5 separate regions of the Homo sapiens genome follow, and regions 2, 3, 4 and 5 are each linked to region 1. The links are chromatin contacts, found by Hi-C or POLR2A ChIA-PET in ENCODE. All regions are on one chromosome and are shown on one strand. Each heading gives the region's core, a stretch centred on a gene start or an enhancer-like site at or near the end of the contact. The rest is flanking DNA. Distances are from core to core; before and after follow the strand shown.

Region 1 (3,864 bases), core at 740-3,239:
ACAGGTTTTTGCCATGTTGGCCAGGCTGGTCTCCAACTCCTGACCTCAGGTGACCTGCCCGCCTTGGCCTCCCAAAGTGCTGGGATTACAGGCATGAGCCACCACACCTGCCAGCCACTTCTCTTTTCTCTGTAAATGTCTCTGCTGAGAGAAATTTTGGAATTGGCTTTGATCTTGGAGCATGATTGTAATTAAGCTTTGATATGTGCCCATAATTAAATTGTTATGGGCACATGTCCACAATAAATTGTTGTTATTGTTGTTAACCAAGGAAGGAGAGATTGTTATTCCTACTGAACCAGTCCTATGGGAGAAGAGCCCCAGGGAGCAGTGGAGGTGGTGGTGGCTAAAGGAGAGCCCCAGAGGACAACTGCACCCAGAGATTGATGGACCTTGGAGGCTGAATAGCAAAAGGCTTCTAGTACTCAGCTATCAAATAGGAACGCATTATATACAGCACCTGCTTTGCAGGCCTTGCTGTGGTAGGGCCTACTGCACAAATTAGGGGCTTTTGTAGAGCTGTGGCAGGAGAGGGTGTCAAGTGTCAGTTAATCTGAAGATTCAACACAATGAATGAATGAAGCAGCATTGGAGTTTGGTTTTGTTTGCATATCTCAGTCAGTCAGATTATCAGTTTACTATACAGAAAACAACATCAGGGAATGATTTAAAATATACCATCTAATTTTAGATATCCTTCACTTTTTTACTCCCAATTTCATCAAGAAACTCACAGATTTAGATTAACTTTAACAATAGAAAACAAATCAAATTTAAGAGTTTATGTCTTTATATAACAGAATAAAACTTGCCCAACCTGATTAACCCTTTCTATCCTCCCCACCTTCCCAATCCCTCCCTCCTTTCCTTTAGTAAGGTCCCTACTCCTTAAGTCTTTTGAACTCAGTCCTCTCTCGATCCCACACATTGGACAATGAAGCAGTAAGTGTGTCCTTTGAAGTTTAACCTTTCATATTTGTATGCTTTCCCTCACATTAAATGTAATTCCTTTTTTTGACAGCTTTTACATCTAAACAAACCAAAAAAAACAAAACTCCTGCAATGCCTAAAACATGTCGTGCACCTAACACACTACCCGAGAAAAAAATTGTTATGAATATCCAACTCTGGCCAGAGCCGTGGCTCACGCCTGTAACCCCAGCACTTTGGAAGGCCGAGGCGGGCGGATCGCTTGAGTCCAGGAGTTCGAGACGAGCCTGGCCAACACGGTGAAACCGTGTCTCTAACAAAAATACAAAAAATTAACCGGGCATGGTGGCACACACCTGTGGTCCCAGCCACGCTGGAGGCTGAGGTGGGAGGATCGCTTGGGCCCGGGAGGTAGAGGCTGCAGTGAGCCAAGATCGCGCCACTGCATCCCAGCCTGGGCGACAGAGCGGTGACACCGTCACACACACACACAAAATAAAAAATAAAAAAAATCCTATTCCATTTCCTTGTCACTGGCTTTCCCCCTCCTCACTTAACCCCCGCCCCTCGCAACAGCAACTGAATCTAAAAACAAAGCCTTTCCCAGACCCTGCGGGACCGCGCGCGGGCAGCCGGCTGCGGACAGCTTTGCAGCCGGAGCCCGGCGCCCCCTCCGAGCTCTCGAGGGCCCGGGGGTCCCGGACCTCGCCTACAGCGGGCAGGGCCGGGACGAGAGGACGAGGACGCCGCTCGCTCCTGCACCTCCCCAAGCCGGCTTCGCCGGGCGGGCGGCGGCTGGGTAGTGACCGACCGCCACGAAGCTACTGCCACGTCAGGGCAACTTCACAAATCCCGGACGAGGGCGGGTGACGCAAGCCGGGCGGCCGCGGCAGGGCTGGGCCTGCGACTACCCGAGGAGGCTGACCTCCAGCCCGGGCGCCCGGTTCAGCGCCGCCCCGGCCGGCGCCGGTGCCTGCCAGGCACTCAGGGAGGCGGGGGCGCAGTGGAGGAGGCGGCGCCATCGCGAAGCGAGCGCCTCGCCCGCACTCAGCCTTGCCACCCCGCCCGCAGTCCAGGCTGGACTGGGCGGCATTTGCCGAGGCTCCTCGGCCAGGCCCCGTCCGCCCGAGCCGCGCTGAGACCCGGGCAGCGGCCGCGTGGAGAGGAGGTGGCAGCGGCCCGGGAGGCCGGAGCCAAGCCAGCGACCCACCATGGAGACCCGCTACAACCTGAAGAGTCCGGGTGAGCAGGGCTGGGGCCCCTGGGCGAGGAGGGCGGAGTGACCCTGGACCCCGGGGTGGTCGCCGCCTCGGTCCCCTCGCGTCTGGCGCCACTCGCGGCTCAGCTCCTGGTTTCGCGCTCTACGCGAGACCGCCGCCTGCCCGGGAAGTACAGGCCGCAGGGCGAGGTGGCCGGGTGGACGTCCGCTGCCAATCCCCCGGCCGGCCAGCGCGCCCCGCAGCACCCAGCCTCTCCCTTTTCTCATCTTCGCCTGGTCCCGTAGAGCTGGGTCAGAAACTCATCCCTGAGAACAGGTGTAAAGGTGATGTCGGTGGGCGATAGTCATCAACCCCCTCGCTGTACCTGGTCGCTATTCCCTCCCTGTCGCTGCCACCGGACTTCTATTTACTTCTATTTACTGCCGGCTGATTTACTCACATTTGAGGAGTTGGTCGTTTAAATATCCTATTTGCAGCACTTGGGCGAATACAATTACAGACATAAAGGAAATGTTCTGTAACTAAACCAGTTAACTATAGAGCTAAAGCAAAACAAAACAACAACAAAAAAACACCTCGTTGAGCCCTGTTCTTGAGAGCTAACCTTGATTTTTGCCAGACTGGCTAATATGAAATGTATCTGTATTCAGTCGTAGCGATTCCTTTCCTGCATTTAATGATCCTGCTTTATATTTACACAAGCAGTCCCAGCAATCCTAGCCTCTAATTACTTTCTGGTGCATTATAAAGATAAGCAACTAGCTTTCTCAGCTTAATAAAACAGGCTTGAAATGAATCATTGGATCCTCTAAATGGTATTTTTTCTATCTGTACCTTGATACATTTTGTCAGGGGGAAGAAACTCCACAGTTAACTCTGCATGATAAACTCTAGGATATTAGTGATGATTTCACCAACTTTTGCTGTTGCTTAAAATTTCCTTCCAAAAAAAGCTGTTTCTCAGTAGGAATTAGCAAGACTAGCATCCTTGTGGAAAGAGTTGACACTGTGAATCTTTGGGTTTTTTGTAAGGTTTCAGAATATGCAAAAACCCCAGAAAAGCCTGAGGATATTGATTGGAGGGAGCTTTGTTAGCCTGAGTGCTGTCAGGCTAAGAAATGTCCTTAGGTGACCAAGTGTGTAGAACTGGTCATAATATTTTAGGAGCCACTGACTCCTTAAAAAAATCTGATGAAGACCTGGCACGGTGGCACACGCTTGTAATCCCAGCACTTTGGGAGGCTTGAGCCCAGGAGGTGGAGAGCAGCCTGGCCAACATGGTGAAACCCCGTCTCTACTAAAAACACAAAAATCAGCCGGGCATGGTGGTGGCGCACTCCTGTAGTTCCAGCCACTCGGGAGGCTGAGGCAGGAGGATGGCTTGACCCGGGGAGGAGGTTGCAGTGAGCCGAGATCGCGCCACTGCACTCCAGTGTGGGCGACAGAGCGAGACTCCATCTCAAAAAAAAAAAAAAAAAAAAAAAAAAAAAAGAGAATCCCGGGGTGGGGAGGGAGGAAGAAAAGACCAAAGAGAAAGAGGGAAAGAAAAGCTTAATTTTTAAGCTAGATGGTAAAATGATTGAATTATTTACATTGTGGTATATTTAACTGGAGCTGTTTGGGTAAAAATGTATGGTGGCTCCCTGGTCACACGGTTCCTTAGGACAGCAGAGGTGCTTAGTGAAAGGTCCAGAGGATAATGCACATGTGAGTA
Region 2 (3,864 bases), core at 627-3,126, 1.4 Mb after region 1:
GTACTCAGCTTACCCACCAGCTACAACTTGTCACAAACTGACACATAACCTGGCTCTCTATCCATCTCCATTGGTTTTTACACTCACTGAGGAAGCATCATGGTATACCAGAAAGTCTAGGCTTTGGATCAAACATATTTGGATGTCAATTCCAGCTCCTGGATCCAAACATATTTGGATTTAAATTCCTTGAGTAAATTACCCCCATCTTCAAATCTGTTTCCTCAATTAGAAAGGGCTGTTAGGAAGAGGCAATGCAAAACGAGCACTTAGTGTGCTGTGCCAGGCACATACTAAGCGTGTAAAGGATGTTAGCTATTATTATTGTAATTTACTTCATAGGGATGCTGTGCGGAATTAAATGAGATGACATCTGTGGAAGGCCAGGCCCATTTGGAAGAGCTCAAAAAACACTAGCTCCTTTCCTCTTAAGAACAATTAAGTTCTTTCCAAATCTGCTTAGGTTTCAGGTGAAGACCTTGGATTTGAATCCAAGGTGCTTCCCTGCAGCCACTTAACGATACACACCTCTCCCTGTGCCTGCAGCCCCATAGGGGGAGCATCCTAAACACCTTTATGACATCTTTCCCCCTCCCCACCTTAAGTCCAGTTCTGTTGGGTCTTCTTCACCTCACTGTCTGGCCCTCTCTTCGAATACTGAAATGTTTTCCCAATGTCTTCCCTCCTGATTTCTAGGTTGGATCATAAACCTTGCCCTTAGCCCACCCACTCCTGTTTCCTCCTCTACTGCTCTGTTCTCTCCCGTCCATCCCTGAGGGGCTCATTACCCAAGCACCATTTACAATGACAAAGCAAATGCACTGCATTTAGATTGATTTTTGTCTTAGTCAAACTGGGGTACATTTGTAATACAGAAAAGGATTGGTGTGTTTCATCACAAGGAATTAAAGCTATTATCTCACAAATCTGATTGATGTGAGCAGCCAAAACAAATATGTTGAGTAATTTCTTCCCTTACTAACTAGTTCTTTGCTTGAATCTTCCAGTTAATAGTTACGCCTGGCAAATTCTCAAATGGTATATATTATATTCATCCCAGCACTTGCGTTCTGTTTTGGATATGATTTTGAAAGAAGACATCTTAGAGAGTAAATTCTTGAGGAAAGGACATAAATAGATAAATACCAGATATAAATAGATAAACATGAATAAAAATGCATATTTCAGAAACATTGTAAAAAATAACAATAATAATAATAATATAATGGCTGTAATTTTTCAAACATCCTCAGACCACAAAGGTAATGCAGAGGGAAAATAGGCGTATTTGTTTTCCTCTTGCCTTATGGCTGAAAGAGCAAAGCATGCATGATTTTTATGACCTGGCTAGTGATGTGTCCCTTCAGGGAGCTATTAACTCTATCCTTGTAGATGGTGCCTGATCCCCTTCAAAATTAGAAATTGCTTAAAACCAGAAAAAAAAAAAGCATTTCATTCCTAAATAGGCCATTAGTGATATTGGATAGTTTGTTATGCTGTAATGCAATATTGAAATTCCTAGAGGCAATGGATTTTCAGTAGTGAATTAAAAAGACCAAACTAAACCAAGTATTTGAGGAATGAGTGAAAAGAATCTTGGGTAGCTAACTATTTTATAGGTTGTGTGTCAGCAAGTGACCTTTTGAAAATAAAATTATTAACTCTCCCCAGAGAACTAAATGCAAATTGAGCCCAGCTGGATTGTGTGGTAGGTATGAAAACATATCTATTTTGATGCAGGGGAGCAGGGGGTGGACATATATGTCACGAAATGTCAGAATAATGACCATCACCCTCAACAGAAAGTAAGTGGACTAAAAATAGCAACATACAGTTTTGGTTCTTAAAAATTATCAGCAAAGATGCAAAGGGTAATGACAGCAGATGTGTACAGCAGGGTTTTAACCTGAGTATGTGCCTGGACATGCTGTGCTGCCTCACTGCACAGCTAATACAACCTTTGACAACCTTTTCCCAGGAATGCAGAAGTCCAAGAATAATGCACATAAACTAAATAGCATCATTTCGTAGCATAAGTTAAAGGGAAGCTAATTTACTGGCTGCATGTTACAATAGATAAAATGAATTTCATTGTCTCCATGCCTGTACCTATCATCAGGCTTAATGTAAATACCCCTTTGAAGGACTATAGCTATCAGACGTGACATTAGAGTGATTCACAAACAGCTCTAATTACATAAGTACAAAACTATATTGTACTTACAGGCTTGCAGATACTAACTAATTTCTCATCATTTGCATCCAAAAACCCTGGTAAATTCCCTTTTCCTGAATATAGTATCTAAATTTTAAATGTGTAGGAAAAGTCACTATTCTACTAAGTGTATCTTTCAATAGATACTTAATTTCCTTTCTGAAGTTACTGTAATTATTTCAGGAATTGAGCCTTTTTGTCCTAGAATTTTTGTTCTCATCAGGATAGACAAGCTCTCCAAGGACACGCTGATATTTCTCCTGGCTAACCTCTGGGGACATTATCAATGCATGGTACAGTAAGTTAATATTTCACCAAAGGTTAAAAAAAATAGAAGAATACAATTTGAGGAGAGGGGATTGTTAAGAATCATATTCAGGTTAAAATATTACATTCATAGGAACTTTAAAAATTTTAAATCAATATAGATGATTTCAACACAGTATATAAATCAAAGCCCTCCTATTTATTCCCTGGCCTGATTGATAGGGTTTCTCTATTAAAATTGCCCATTCCATCCCAAATATGGATAATATATAATTTGAAGTTGAAATCAGGTCCCTTGAGTTTCTTGAGATTGGATAAATGTCTGCAAACATCAACAAACAGGCCTTAAAGTAAGGCAGTAATCTATAAACCATCCTGATGACTTGTCAATAGGAGGAGGGAGACAGGATGAGACTGTAAACTCAGCAACCTCTTCCTGACCTTAACCCTCCCCCAACCTCTGAAAAGTAATGAGGACTGTTCCTTGAGCCTTTGTTTGAGGAAGCTGAGAATAAGAATTGTGAGCTCCTGTATTCCCACAGAGACTTAAAGTATCCACAACCCCTTCAGTTCAAAATTGCTTTATATTTGGTGACCTGAGGTTCAAGTAGATAAGTTTTGCTACATTCAAGAATGCAGAAATAATTCACCCTGTCACTGCACTGAGCAAGACAACCAACCAGGGCTGGTGTGGCCCAGGAAAGGTCTAGGGAAACAGGGAACCGAGGATGTATTTCAAGGGGGCAGGTGGACTGGGGAACAGGAACTGTTTGAATAATTTTCAGAGACTCTGAGATTTTAGCTGCCACCAAAATGAGAAAAAAAGCACCAGATGTAGAGTTAGTAAACCAAGTTTCTAGTCAGCTCTGCCATTAATTTATTTTGTTATCTTGGACAAGTTTCTTAATTTCTCTGGGACTCAGTTTTCCCATCTAAAGACTGGCTGAAACAATGTCTAAGTTACTGTCATCTCTCAAAAGTCTGCAGTTTCGCGACCGTTACTTATTCCTCAGAGATATAAGAAAACTGATGTTAACTATAATCACATAAGTGGAGGAAGAAAGAAAACAAATTGAGTTTTCTCAGCCTTGCTAATAACACTGCAGCGCAGCACTCGAACGGTCAGTGAGAGGCGATGGAACGAATCAAGATCCTTAGACTAATTACATGTGGAAGACCTCCGTGCGTCACCATGGAAACCAAAGGGAAGGTGGCCCCGGTAAAGGTCAAAGACTCGAAAAATAGACATGGCATTATGAGAGATTCCTACACCTCAACCAGATTCATCCCCAGGGCAGTGAGACCCTAATTATTTTCTAAAACAGTATCTCCAAGTAGGGTGTGTGCTTCAGAATCACCTGGTCAGTTACTCATACAGACTC
Region 3 (3,864 bases), core at 777-3,276, 1.4 Mb after region 1:
TTAAGATAAGTAGTGCCTTAGGGGAATCTTCAGCAGAAGGAAGAAATGAAGTTCAGACTCCTGGTGATCAGAAGGCCTTCAAGATTTTCCATTTTCAGAGGACTCTGAGACCCTGGGTTGGGAGTCCTGACCTGCCAGAGTGCACATATTCCTATTAATGGTAGGATAAGGCCAATGAGAGGGTCCCCACCATGTGGCCTCGAACCTCCCATTCATCCCCCAAAGTCCAGAAGGAGCAGTCAGGAAAAGGAACCAGCTAGCCTTATACTTGTGAAAAAGAAGTGATTAACAAGTAGCCCTCTATGATTTCTATGTAAACTCAGATCGCAAAAGGCATTTAAATACTTAATGAAAGGATTTCCTCTACCTAGTTTTAGTCCTGCTTATTGATTGAATTCCCTTCTAATGACTGGGCTTTTCTATGTTTGAGCTAAGTTGTCTCTGGGAAGGGAGGTCATCTGAGCGCCTTAGGATGTCATATCCTTCTTGGCAAGTACAAGAAACAGGTTTGAAGAAGCCTGGAGGACATTTACCAGTGATCTGGTCTGGGAAGTTGTGGTTAGGCCACAGCAGAAGGGGACCAATTACCACCATGTACCATCTGGGGGCCAAACACTCTTCTGGGTGCTTTATATTTGTGACCTCATCTCAGGTGGACAATGACCTAGCCAAGGTGGCTCTCATAATCCTTCAGTCACAACTCAGAGAATGGAGTGACTGCACAAAGGACCCAGTGGTGACTGGCAGAACCGGTACTGTGAATCAGCTGTCTTTGAGCCTGGAATTATATTCTTCTGGAAATGCCTCTCTTTACCCAGGCCAGGCAGTTCCCAAACAATTCCCCAAAAGACGCCAGATTTGTGAACAGATATTGGTTGACTAAAACATGTTCCCCCTACAGGAAAAACAACTCCAAGTGCATGCCTTAATGACAGTGCTTCTGCAGTGTCCCCGCTGTACCTGGGGACAACATACTATCCACAATGGATAGTATGTACTGAATACCTACTTTGTGCAAGGGACTAAGCTGACAACTCTGTATACAAGAGCTCATTTAATCTTATTATTATTCCTGTTTTATACAAGGTTAAGTAACTTGCCCAAAGTCACAGCCAGAACTGGGACTTAAACCCAGATCACTCAACTCCAGAATCCATGTTTCATGACTATTTTCCTAACCACTGTTTTTCACTGCCTCTCCTTGAGGGAAATAAATCAGTGGGCCCTGGTATCTGAGAAACGCCACCACAAGACAGCCAACCTCAGCGCTTTGTGGATTTCTCTAATTCTAATTTCTAGTCCCTGTTTTTGTCACCTGTGTGAGTGGTAACGGCCTGAAGCACTGGTATTACTAAGACAGGTCCCCCATCCCCTAAGCAATCTTGAGGGCTGTGACGAACTATAGATAAATGAGGGTAGGTTGAGCACTTCGAATTGGAACGCATGAAATTGGTTGGATTTGTAATCAGATGAGAGAAAGCAAAGGCTTTAGGAAAGCCCACTTTTCCCCGTAGTCCCTTCTCATGGCCATGAGGCATCATCAACTCTTAATGGAAAGGGTATAAATGCTGGAGTTGGGCAGACCTCAGGTCAAGCCCTGGCTCCACTCCTGGCCAGCTGAGTGACTTGGGCCAGGTAACTTCATCTCCCTGAGCCTCAGTCTCCTCATGTGTAAAGTATGTGCACCAGTAGCTAGCAGAGGGCTGGGAACACGGATGGAGATGATCCACAGGAAGCACCTGGCACTATGTCTGGCACGTGGGAAAGGATCAAGTACATATTAGCTAAAAATAAAACTGAGAGCATGGTTTCAGGGCCGTTGGGGATTCCCCAGTCACCAGACTGTGACCATCTGCCCCGATGCTGCATGTGGGATCCTCCAGATCCTACACTGGCGTTGCATCCCTGTGTCTGGCAGGACAGGTGGCTTTTCCTAGCCACCTCAGGAGAGTACATTTGTCACCACGGATGCAAACCCTGGAAGCCAGTGCAAGCTGCTTGCTACAGCACTGGTGTGGCCAGGCCCCTGCTCTGCCAGAACTTGCTTCTAGTGAGAAACCTCATTTCTCACCCCATGGTCAGGTGGACTGTGGTGGGAGGAAGAGGTTGGGAGCAGAAAAGGTGACAGTTCTGGTCTCAGAGTTGATGGCTTCAGATCCCGCAGGGGTTCAGATGCCTTCAGATTTATAGGCCCATAACAGCAGAAAGCTGCCTCCTGGCTGAGCCTGGTGCTGCTTTTGGGCCCGGGGGGCTCCTGGCTGATACTGTTTGTGAACCTCTTTATCTCTCTAATGCCATGTTCTCTAAATCTTGGTATTAGAACGATGAGAAAGGGCGGAGGAGGGTGATTCATGCCCTGGTTACACTGACAACGAAATTCATCGAAATCAAATTTCTCCTAAGCATGCTAACAACATCCCGGCTGGTGCCTGCCTCGGCTGTAGGTCTGGGTTTGTTTGGTTTCTACAACAATTTTTCTTTTTAATGTCATTATTTTTATTATTTCGCCTAATGTTTTTATAATGTGCTTACTGTGGAGGTTGTTCCACAGAGCCCGCCAGCTCTCTGGGGATAGGGTGGGCCACGCTTGGTAACCCCAAAGGCTGCTGTTTTGCACAACCCTCCAATCACTGAAGGAAATAGAGTCTTCACCCTCCCCACTTCCCTAGACCTGTCTTGACAAGGAATCAAACACTAACCATAGAATTACTAACCTGTTCAACCCCAGTCTGAGCAAAGCTCCAATATTAACTGATGAACCCAACCAACCCTCCCCTTCTTCCACCCACCTTTTATTCTCCCAGTTAAGCATCTCTGGTTGCATCAGTCCTTTTTTCTATGTCATGGCTTCTGGCTCCACTTCTGCCATCCTGCCCTGGAACATCATCCCCTGCCCTATTTGCCCATATCCCTCTTAAATGTGACATTGATTAAGGGATGAATAAATGATACCACATCCATATTTCTGGAACATTAAGCATTTTAAAATTAATTTTGGAGAGGTGTCAATGATGTATCCTTAAGTGAAGAAAGATGGAGAAAATGGGTTTGTCCACTTTATGAAAAACCAAAAATCCCAACAAAAATCTTATATACTTGTGGGTTTGTTTTGATATGTTTGTCTCAGCATGAGTAACAGCACAGAAGGATACACACCAAGTTGTTAACATGTGTTATCTGTTTTGGGGGATGTTAGAAGGAAGAATTTTTTTTAATATACCTATAATGTTTCATTACCTGCAGTTAACTCTTGTTACTCTGATTTATTTATTTATTTATTTATTTTTGAGACAGGGTCTCACTCTGTCACCCAGACTGGAGTGCAGTGGAGCAATCTCAACTTAGCAGAACCTCAGCCTCCTGGGGCCAAGCAATCTTCCCATCTTAGCCTCCCAAGTAGATGGGACTATAGGTGTGCCATCACACCTGGCTAAATTTTTTTGGTATTTTTTGTAGAGATGGGGTTTCACCATGTTGCCCAGGCTGGTCTCAAACCCCTGGGCTCAAGCAATCCACTCACTGCAGCCTCCCAAAGTGCTGGGATTGCAAGTGTGAGCCATCACGCCTGGCCTCTGATAATTTTTAAGGAAGAATTTAAAATTGTTTTCAATCCATCAATCATCAATCAATCAATAACATGTTTGTATTTTTATCTTCAATGTGATAGACACTCGGAGTCCTGCAGATGTGGGGATCTGTTCAGGGCCTCTATTCATGCAGCCTAATTTGCATCACCTTCTTCGTTAACTCATGGTAGAGCCGACATCTACTAAAAGTCCTTAGTTGTTTTCCCTAGAACTGCTACAAAGAAAAGTCTCTCCTCCTATCCTATATACTTTTGAAGCAGATTTTTATTTACCCAAG
Region 4 (3,864 bases), core at 730-3,229, 1.2 Mb after region 1:
ATATTTCCTACTGCCAGGGGTGTGAGGTGAAGGGAAAATCTAACAACCACGACCCCTAAAAGAAAAAAGCAACAGATGTTGAAGCCTCCTCCCTTTGAATCTTGCGCTGGAGCTGTCTCTGCCATGGAGGTGGGCTAAAAATGCCTGTGAGTAGAGCCTTCCCCAAGCAGCAGGGTTAAGGCTCAGCACTAATCCCACATCTACTATCTATCTCCCAGTCATTCTTCCATCTATCGATGGGTCCATCAGAACTTTATTGATAACCTTTTCTAACCACCCACCTAGTAGGACTTAATCATTTCAGCGGTGGACTCTCTCTCTCAATGGAGTCAAATGGTCATTTGCTTGACGGAAATACTTCTAGTCTAAAGCAGTCTAGGGGGATTTTCAAAAACTGCACTAGTGCTCTGCGGGAAGCCTTTGTACGATTTGGCCTGACGTTTCCAAAACGGTTTTACAGCCTTCCCTCCTCCAGGACCTTGAACTCAACAATCTTCCTTCTTTCCCTGAGAGGCTCGCTTTCACAGATTCTCACCACGTAGTTCAAATATAGGGTCCAGATATAGTACGGTTGCTGTTGGGGTCTGATCAGGGGCGGGAAGACCTGGAGGTCGGTAAAACGGAGCGGTGCGGGATGATGTCTGGGAACACCGGCAAGGTGTCATAAAATGAACGCCAAGGCGGCCACAAGAGGACGGCCGGGAACCGAACCCAGCGCCCAGCACGGGGCCCTTGTGGCCGACGTGACGTGGCTCCGTCAGGTGGAAACCGTGCGATCCTCTCCCGATCCAACTCACGAGAGATAAAGATGTCTAAATAACCACGACCGCCGCCGCACACCCTGCAGGGCCCCGGGGGCGGAGGGGAGGGGAGCGCCTCCTCGGCAGAAGCGGCGGCCCAGGCTTGTTTGGAGGTTCGCAATTCACCATGATAAATGTAAAGACCAATTAAGGTTTGATCCGTGCACACAGGAGGCAGACGGCGGCTGATAGTGGAAACAATTAACGAGCATGTCCCCTAATTCCTGCCGCGGCTGCTGAGCACACCGCGGCTCCCCAGGCGCCCGCCGCTGCCGCCCCCGAGTCCCAGAGCCCCCAGTCCGGCCCTGGAGTGGGGCGTCCTCCTCCAGCGAAAAGGTGCGAGGAGCGGGGCCCCGGGTGGCCGGGGAGGGGGCGCGCCGGGCCGGGAGGCGCGGAGCCAGCCGCCTACGGAGCCCAACTGTTTGCATCGGGGACCGGCGGGCGGGGCGCGCCCGAGTGGTCTCGCCGGGAAAGGGCGGCGGGCGCTGGAGAAGGCGCCTGGCGCGAAGCTGGGCGGCGCCCCGAGGGCGGAGGACAGGTGGCCGCGCGACCGCAGCCAGGTAGCGAACGGCTCGGGGGCTGCGCAGCGCGGTCCCAAAGCTCAGCCCGGCCCCGGGCCCAGCTCGCTGCCGCCTGCCACGGGAGCGGCCTTGCGCGGAGGGAGGGGGCGCGAGACCGCACCCCCGGGCCCGGCGCGCCTCGGCCTCTGGGCTCCCGCTCCCCTTCCCCTTCCGGCTCAGCCCGCTGCCCCAGACGTGACCCCCGCGGAAGGTGTTGGCGATGCGCGCTGCCCGGGAGCGTGTGATTAATGGCCCCGAGGTCGTGGGCGGCGCATGCACCAGCCCCTTCTTGGCCTGGTCAGGGTGTGAGGGTATCCGGGAGCACAGCGAGGTCATGGCAGCGGGGGCCTCCGGGAGCGCGGCGGCGGAGGAGGAGGAGGAAGAGGAGAAGTAGGTGACGCGGGCCGAAGAGGCTTGTCCCCTCTGGCCCCAGGGCTGGCGCCGCGGCGGGTCCCCCGCCCCAAGCAAAGTTTGGGGCTACGGGCGCTGCGCTCAGGTCCCTCCCCGCGCAGTTCCCTCGGCGGGGTCTGTGCCGCCGCCGCTGCCAGGGCAGGACAAAGGCTCATTAACACGTGATGGGACCGCGCTTCATAAATGGGACTGGAGCGAGAGGGAGCCAGAGACAGCGCGAGCGGAGGGAGCGGCAGGGACTGCGCGAGCGGGACGAGGCGACGGGCGCCCGGGCTGGCGGAGACGGGCGGCCCCACGCCGGGCCAGGCGGGGCTCGCGGGAGGACCCAGTGAAGAGCCTGGGAAGGGGCGAGGCTCGCCGGCGGTCGGAGCAGCGGGGCGCCAGTCCCGGTCGCTGTCGCGGGCGGGCGCTGGAGACCGGGACGCCGGCGCTCGGACGGACTGACTTGCTGACCGCCCGCCGGAGGCACACCCCACTCCACCCCACCCCGCCTCGCCAGCAGCCCGGCGCCGGCGCCGCCTCCCGCACGCTACTCCCTCTGCCACCCCTTCCTTCTCCACTTCTTTTCCGCCTCCGCCTCTTCTTGTCTCCCGCGGCGCCAGCGCCTTCCCTTGGCCCGGGCGGGGGCCTCGGCTCCCTGCAGAGCTCTCCGTAGTCAGTGGGGGATATTTCGTTCTAGCGGACAACCAGCCCCTGAGCTGGGCGAGAGGTGCCAAGGGAGCTTCTGTCCCGAGGACCAGGGGATGCGAAGGGTAAGACCTGGCAGAGTTGCGTTTGGAAATACTTTTTCCGCCTCCCGCCCCCTCGGGTACGACCAGTGTGGTCCCCAAGTGTCCTTCGTGGAGTTCTTATTCCGTGTGAGCGAATCGTGCGTCGGTGTTTACTTAGCTGTATGGCCCCAGCCTGTTAACTGTGATCTGTTCTACTTCTGGAGATTTCTACCATTTACTATTTATTGAATGTGTGTGCACCTGGCTCTGTATGCACTGATGTCTGTTTGTAGAAAATGGGTAATTGTGCATGTTTGAAAAACGGGCGCTTGAGTTGGTGCTGAATGCCTATAAACCATGTTAGCAGCTAAGTCTTCCCAGGGAAATACATCGATCTCTGCTGCAAGCCTAGAAACTGACTAATGTAAAATAGTAAATGTCATATAAAGAGATGTATGTCAAATAATAAACTTTTGATAAAAAGCTACAGGAACCACTTCTCTTTGAGGAAAAACAAATGTCCATGTAACTAATACCTAAAATTGAATGTTGATGGAACCGTTTAACTCAGAACTAGCTGTTAGATGACTAAAGTTAATGTTGCATTTTTAAAAGACATTTCTTGTTAAGGCTTACAAATCATAAACGGATCACCTCTCAAATAAAAATATGTTTGCTGTAATAGACATGAGAAACTGTCATTTGGTCATTTGGAAGTTTAAAAGCAACATGCATGTTTCTGATTTTAATAGATTGTCTCTCAGATATTTAAAATTGAACAGATAAAAAAACAAAAGAAATGTTTAGTAACGTATTAATCATTTTGCCTCCCATCTTTTTTTATTTTCCTCCAAATAAGTGCTATTCTTGCCTTTGTTGTTGATTTCCTGATATAGTAAGCCTCCTCGGGCATGTAATCCAATAAGAGATTAGAACAGATTTACTGGTTTTAAAGGTGTTGAAAGATATCTCTGTGGGTCCCATAACTTCTCCTCATTTTTATTACCAAGTTAATATCTTTTGAACAATGGGGGAAATGCAATTTCTTAGAGGAAGCTTAGCGGACACTGAGTATTAGTGGGGTCACCACTGACATCAATCTATTTTGCAGAATATTGAGAAGCTCAGAGCAACCAACCTTTAAGGTTCCCATAGGACTTTATGTGATTTAAAGTGTTGCTTTTCTAATCCTACCCTACTGACAGTTTGCAAGGGAAGATACACTAATTGATTTTTCTCTGTCCTTTTTTTCCCTGGTACTCCTCCCCCTCCCCCGCTCTCTAACTCAGTTAAGAGCAATTTTATAAAAATAAAAGGCCATTTATAGTTTCTTAAGTGAGACAAATTACTTTCAGATTATATCCATACATGAGCAGAAGACAT
Region 5 (3,864 bases), core at 656-3,155, 1.1 Mb before region 1:
TGACCCTCCACACTCCAGGGACTTCAGCAAAGCTGTTCCTAGTTCCATGGAGGCGAATGAGACTGAATGGCAGGACAAGGAGCCCCTCAGTGTGGGGTGAAGAGATGAGAAGTCTCAGACAAGAGGCTTCCTGAGGAGCCTGGGTCAAGGGCACTGTGATGGGGCATTCTTGGTGGAACAGGTGTATCAGTGCCCCTCCCCCGCAGATGGATGCCCATGCACTGCAGTGGGTAGCTGGAGTCTTCAGTTAAGAAGCTGCCCAGCACAGAACTGGGTCCCCCTTCATGCCATAGTCTGCTTCCTCCCTGACCTGTGGAGAAGGAGCCTCTTTCCACTGCCATCCCAGACAGTCAGGCACAGCTCTTACAGCTCTAGTCACCAATGAAGAGCAGAGGCCTGGCCCCACATTCACACTTGGCTCCTTGTCCTGGGCTCCTGGAGTGAGCTCAGTTCTGTTCTCAGCTCAGCTCCTGCTGCCAGCTCAGAATCTCTGTGTCCTGAGGGGCCACAGGTTTCCCAGGCCCTCCCCATGATACTGAGCCTCCTCACTCTGTTCCTGGCCTACAGAGATTTCCATGTCCTCTTTCTTTCCTTCTTTCCTTTCTTCCTTTCCTTCTTCCCCCAATCCCACCTTCCTTTTTTCCTTTCCTTTCCTTTCCTTTCCTTCTTTCTTTCTCCTTTTTTAATCATGGTTTTCCTCTAAAGAAGTGTTTCTAAAACCCACGCCCACCCTTCCACATCTAGCTCAGTTCCTTGGTTCAAGGTTTTTCTCCCTGGGCCCATTATCAGTTTCCTAACAATTTGCCATTTCCCACCTCTGCTCTCTCAAATCTGTTAGGGAACGACTGCCAAGTGCAGTCTTCTCCAAAAGTGGTTCTGCTCATTGCATGTCCCTACTTAAATGCCCTTGATGACCCCCATTAAAGACATTACTATTTAAGCTGTGTTGAGGATCCCCAAGTGGAGGTATGTAAGTGAAATATCAATCCAGAGTTCTAATTTGTGCAATTTTTCTCTCTGGGCAAATGCACTTGGCCCACCAGGGTCCAAGTTGCAGAAAAGTCTTAAGAGACTGAGTACAAGATAGGAGATAAATGAACAGGTGTTGGCTTTTGGCCACCAAGCCTGAGAACCCTTAACCCAAGTGACCATTCCTAGGTGAGGTGCTGGGGGAAAAGAATGTATTCCCAGGGGTCAGAGATTCAGGATGCACAGGTTTCTTCTAGGAACAAAGGTTGCAGGATATTTGACTATAATATAGTGCAGAGTCACCTAAATTGTCTTCCATCTAAAATCCCTCAAACCTACCATCCCTTTTAGTGCCAGCTTTCTGGGCTAAAAACTGAAGGGATGAGCAGGGTGTGGTGGCACATGCTTGTAATCCAGCCACTTGGGAGGCTGAGGTGGGAGGATCACTTGAGCCCAGAAGTTTGAGTCCAACCTAGGCAACATAGTGAGTGAGACCCTGTCTCTAAAGTATATATATATATATATATATTTAAGTAAAGGGATAAGAAAGTCAAGTGAAAGATGAGAAACATCCAAGCTGCTCTCGTAGAGGTGATTGTCAGACCCCGGGCGTTCCTTTGCCGCAGTCAGCAAGAAGACAGAGTAGTCCAATTCTCAGCAGCCGGAAGGTGCCTCAGCACCACAAGCCAGGCCCCTGAGTCAGAGGAAAGACCAAGGCTGAAAGGAGAGAGAAGAATGCGTTTGCTGTAGAGTTCACCTGTGAAGCACGCCAGGGAGCCCTTATATGGAAAGGCAAGATTATAGGGAGGCGCTTTTCTAGATGTCAGTTTCATTCTAGTGACAGCTATCCCTCATTTACATATTCAGGCCGATAACCTAAGGGAAGGTAAATTACAGCTGACTCATTTGTAAATTGAACAGAGAAAGTCCCTTCTCCTTAGCCAGCACTCACATTTGGCCCCTAGCCATCAGACCAAGCATGAACTGTTCACCTCTTGGTGAACACACCCTAAACATCTCTGCCATTGCACTTTTGCTCATGCTATAGTCAGCTGGGTGCCCTCCCTTCCTCCACTTCTCTGGCCTTCATTTTAAAAATATCACCCATCCTTCAGGACCCAAGTGAAATGCTACTTTGGACATGAAGCTTTCCGTGATTGTTTCGTCCTAAATGATTTTCCTCTCCTGGGTTCACGTGGCCCTTTCAACTTGCATTTTGTTCATTTTGTTTTCCACCACATCCTACTTTGTGATGGAGCTATTTGTGTGGGTCTGAGGGCACCAGTGACTTCCAAGTGGCTAATCCCTGTCCTTATCTTTCTTGGTGTCTTAAAGGTATTTCTTTCTTTTTTTTCTTTCTTTCTTTCTTTTTTTTTTTTTTTTTTTTTTTTGAGACGGAGCCTCACTCTGTCACCCAGGCTGGAGTGCAGTGGTGTGATCTTGGCTCACTGCAACCTCTGCCACCCAGATTCAAGTGATTCTCCTGCCTCAGCCTCCCGAGCAGCAGGGATTACAGGCGCCTGCCGCCACAGCTAATTTTTGTATTTTTAGTAGAGATGGGGTTTCACCATCTTGGCCAGGCTGGCCTTGAACTCCTGACCTCATGATCCACCACCTCAGCCTCCCAAAGTGCTGGGATTACAGGCATGAGCCACTGCACCCAGCCTTAACGGTATTTCATACTCTTAAATATACTTTCCCTCTTAAAATTCTTATCACTTCGGCATCTGTATAGACATCTGGGATCTTGCCTGCCTGGCTTCTTCTCAGTTTCTTCAGGTAACAGCACCCTGATTTTCTTTTGAGGAACCATTCCTTTCCCAACTTTCAGTCTATGTGAAGTGTGGGTAGAGCTGATGTCAACCTCTAGCTCAGAGATGGGCATCTAGCCTAAGCTAGGCTAACAATAGTCACACCTGGTGTGGTTGCTGGAACCAATCGAAGAAGGACATTTCTTTACTTTGGGTAGGATGTAAACCTGAAGCCTCTGCTGGTGACCCTATCAGGCCACCACATGGGAATATCCACCTGGCAAAGAAGCCCATCCAGAAGGAGACAGAACTGAGAGATGGGGGGAGAGGCTGTTTCCCAAGGAGCTGGATGTTTGAGCTCTTGAACCCAGGCATATCTGACCAGTCCTGATTTCAGGCTATAGGAGCCAATAAATTATTCTTTTTTTGGTTACATCAATTGAAGATGGATTTCAGTAATATGCATTTGAAAGATTCCTAATTCAGCCTCTAGTATACTACACTCTTCTGCCTTTCCACCTACCTAGCTGTTCCTCCTCAATCTCCTCTGCAGACAAATCCCCCTCTCCTCAGACTTTAAAGGTCATAATCCATCAAAGACTGGTCCTAGTCTCCCTTGTTTTCCTGCTCTTTATATCTCCCTTGGCAATTCCAACCACCCATGATTTCAATCACCATCTCAAAATTCACAGCTAATTTAACCCAGGTCTCTCTAAATATGTACATGCATCTGCCGACTCAGCATGTATACTTGAATGGCTCCCCAAACAGCTCTCCTGTGTTCCTAGCATAGCAAAAAACCTGGAGTCATCTAACCTGTTCTCCAAACTTTAGCCATTAATGTAAATTAGATCATTTCTTTTCTGCCCATATCCTTCCAAAACTTTCCCAGTGGTAGTAGCAGCACAGACCCCAAGGCCCTGCTCAATGTAGTTCCTGCCCACTTCACCTCTCAGGGCTCTTCTCCTTGCTCCCTGAGCTCAGTCACTCTGGCCTCTTATTACTTCTTGGAAGGTCGTGTGCTCTCTTCCACCTGAGGGCCTTTGCACTCATTCTTCTCTTTGCCTGGAACTCCCTCTGCCATCTTCACCTAGTTCACCGCAAATCATCCTCAGATCTCAGCTAGAAGGCCCAAGAAGCCTTG

Evidence for each region. A loop is a pair of places that touch in the nucleus more often than their neighbours do. ChIA-PET counts read pairs that join two places held with the same protein, here RNA polymerase II (POLR2A). Pooled maps may share reads with other maps.
Region 2: a loop to region 1 is called in a map of OCI-LY7, with 25 times the contacts of the local background. The contact joins the enhancer-like site here to the promoter of UBE2J1 in region 1. A Hi-C loop is called at or near these places in 1 of 168 maps with a recorded cell type or tissue (OCI-LY7), 3 of 37 single-sample maps with no recorded cell type and 5 of 50 pooled maps. POLR2A ChIA-PET finds 5 or more read pairs at or near these places in 1 of 52 experiments (OCI-LY7).
Region 3: a loop to region 1 is called in a map of B cell, with 8 times the contacts of the local background. The contact joins the enhancer-like site here to the promoter of UBE2J1 in region 1. A Hi-C loop is called at or near these places in 3 of 168 maps with a recorded cell type or tissue (B cell, OCI-LY7 and Ramos), 5 of 37 single-sample maps with no recorded cell type and 5 of 50 pooled maps. POLR2A ChIA-PET finds 5 or more read pairs at or near these places in 1 of 52 experiments (OCI-LY7).
Region 4: a map of OCI-LY7 shows a loop between it and region 1 (8-fold over the local background). The contact joins the promoter of CNR1 here to the promoter of UBE2J1 in region 1. A Hi-C loop is called at or near these places in 1 of 168 maps with a recorded cell type or tissue (OCI-LY7), 1 of 37 single-sample maps with no recorded cell type and 2 of 50 pooled maps. POLR2A ChIA-PET finds 5 or more read pairs at or near these places in 1 of 52 experiments (GM12878).
Region 5: a loop to region 1 is called in a pooled map, with 2.9 times the contacts of the local background. The contact joins the enhancer-like site here to the promoter of UBE2J1 in region 1. A Hi-C loop is called at or near these places in 5 of 50 pooled maps. POLR2A ChIA-PET finds 5 or more read pairs at or near these places in 3 of 52 experiments (MCF 10A, T-cell and activated T-cell).

Annotation. Positions count from the first base shown.
Region 1 is chr6:89,350,847-89,354,710 of GRCh38, reverse strand. UBE2J1 (ubiquitin conjugating enzyme E2 J1) reads left to right here and starts at 1,989. Exons shown (of 8, transcript NM_016021.3): 1 at 1,989-2,172. The coding sequence starts at 2,142. RefSeq lists silencers at 1,528-1,627, 1,638-2,347, 2,378-2,437 and an enhancer at 1,734-2,683.
Region 2 is chr6:87,903,308-87,907,171 of GRCh38, reverse strand. The region is part of intron 2 of LOC101928911 (a long non-coding RNA gene); the gene reads right to left. Among named protein-coding and RNA genes, the nearest start is that of SPACA1, 140 kb to the left of the region's middle. RefSeq lists an enhancer at 1,719-1,968. Within about 2 kb of position 1,876, at least 2 of the 41 ENCODE cell types and tissues checked have a DNase peak (open chromatin) inside an H3K27ac peak, as active enhancers do; they include OCI-LY7, where a contact is called at or near this core.
Region 3 is chr6:87,923,718-87,927,581 of GRCh38, reverse strand. No RefSeq gene overlaps it. Among named protein-coding and RNA genes, the nearest start is that of SPACA1, 120 kb to the left of the region's middle. RefSeq lists enhancers at 1,872-2,061, 1,247-2,336. Within about 2 kb of position 2,026, at least 5 of the 41 ENCODE cell types and tissues checked have a DNase peak (open chromatin) inside an H3K27ac peak, as active enhancers do; they include B cell and OCI-LY7, where a contact is called at or near this core.
Region 4 is chr6:88,164,462-88,168,325 of GRCh38, reverse strand. CNR1 (cannabinoid receptor 1) reads left to right here and starts at 1,979. Exons shown (of 2, transcript NM_016083.6): 1 at 1,979-2,523. RefSeq lists silencers at 853-1,052, 1,123-1,562, 1,623-2,302.
Region 5 is chr6:90,409,497-90,413,360 of GRCh38, reverse strand. No RefSeq gene overlaps it. Among named protein-coding and RNA genes, the nearest start is that of MIR4464, 99 kb to the right of the region's middle. RefSeq lists enhancers at 1-543, 1,565-1,924. Within about 2 kb of position 1,905, at least 5 of the 41 ENCODE cell types and tissues checked have a DNase peak (open chromatin) inside an H3K27ac peak, as active enhancers do.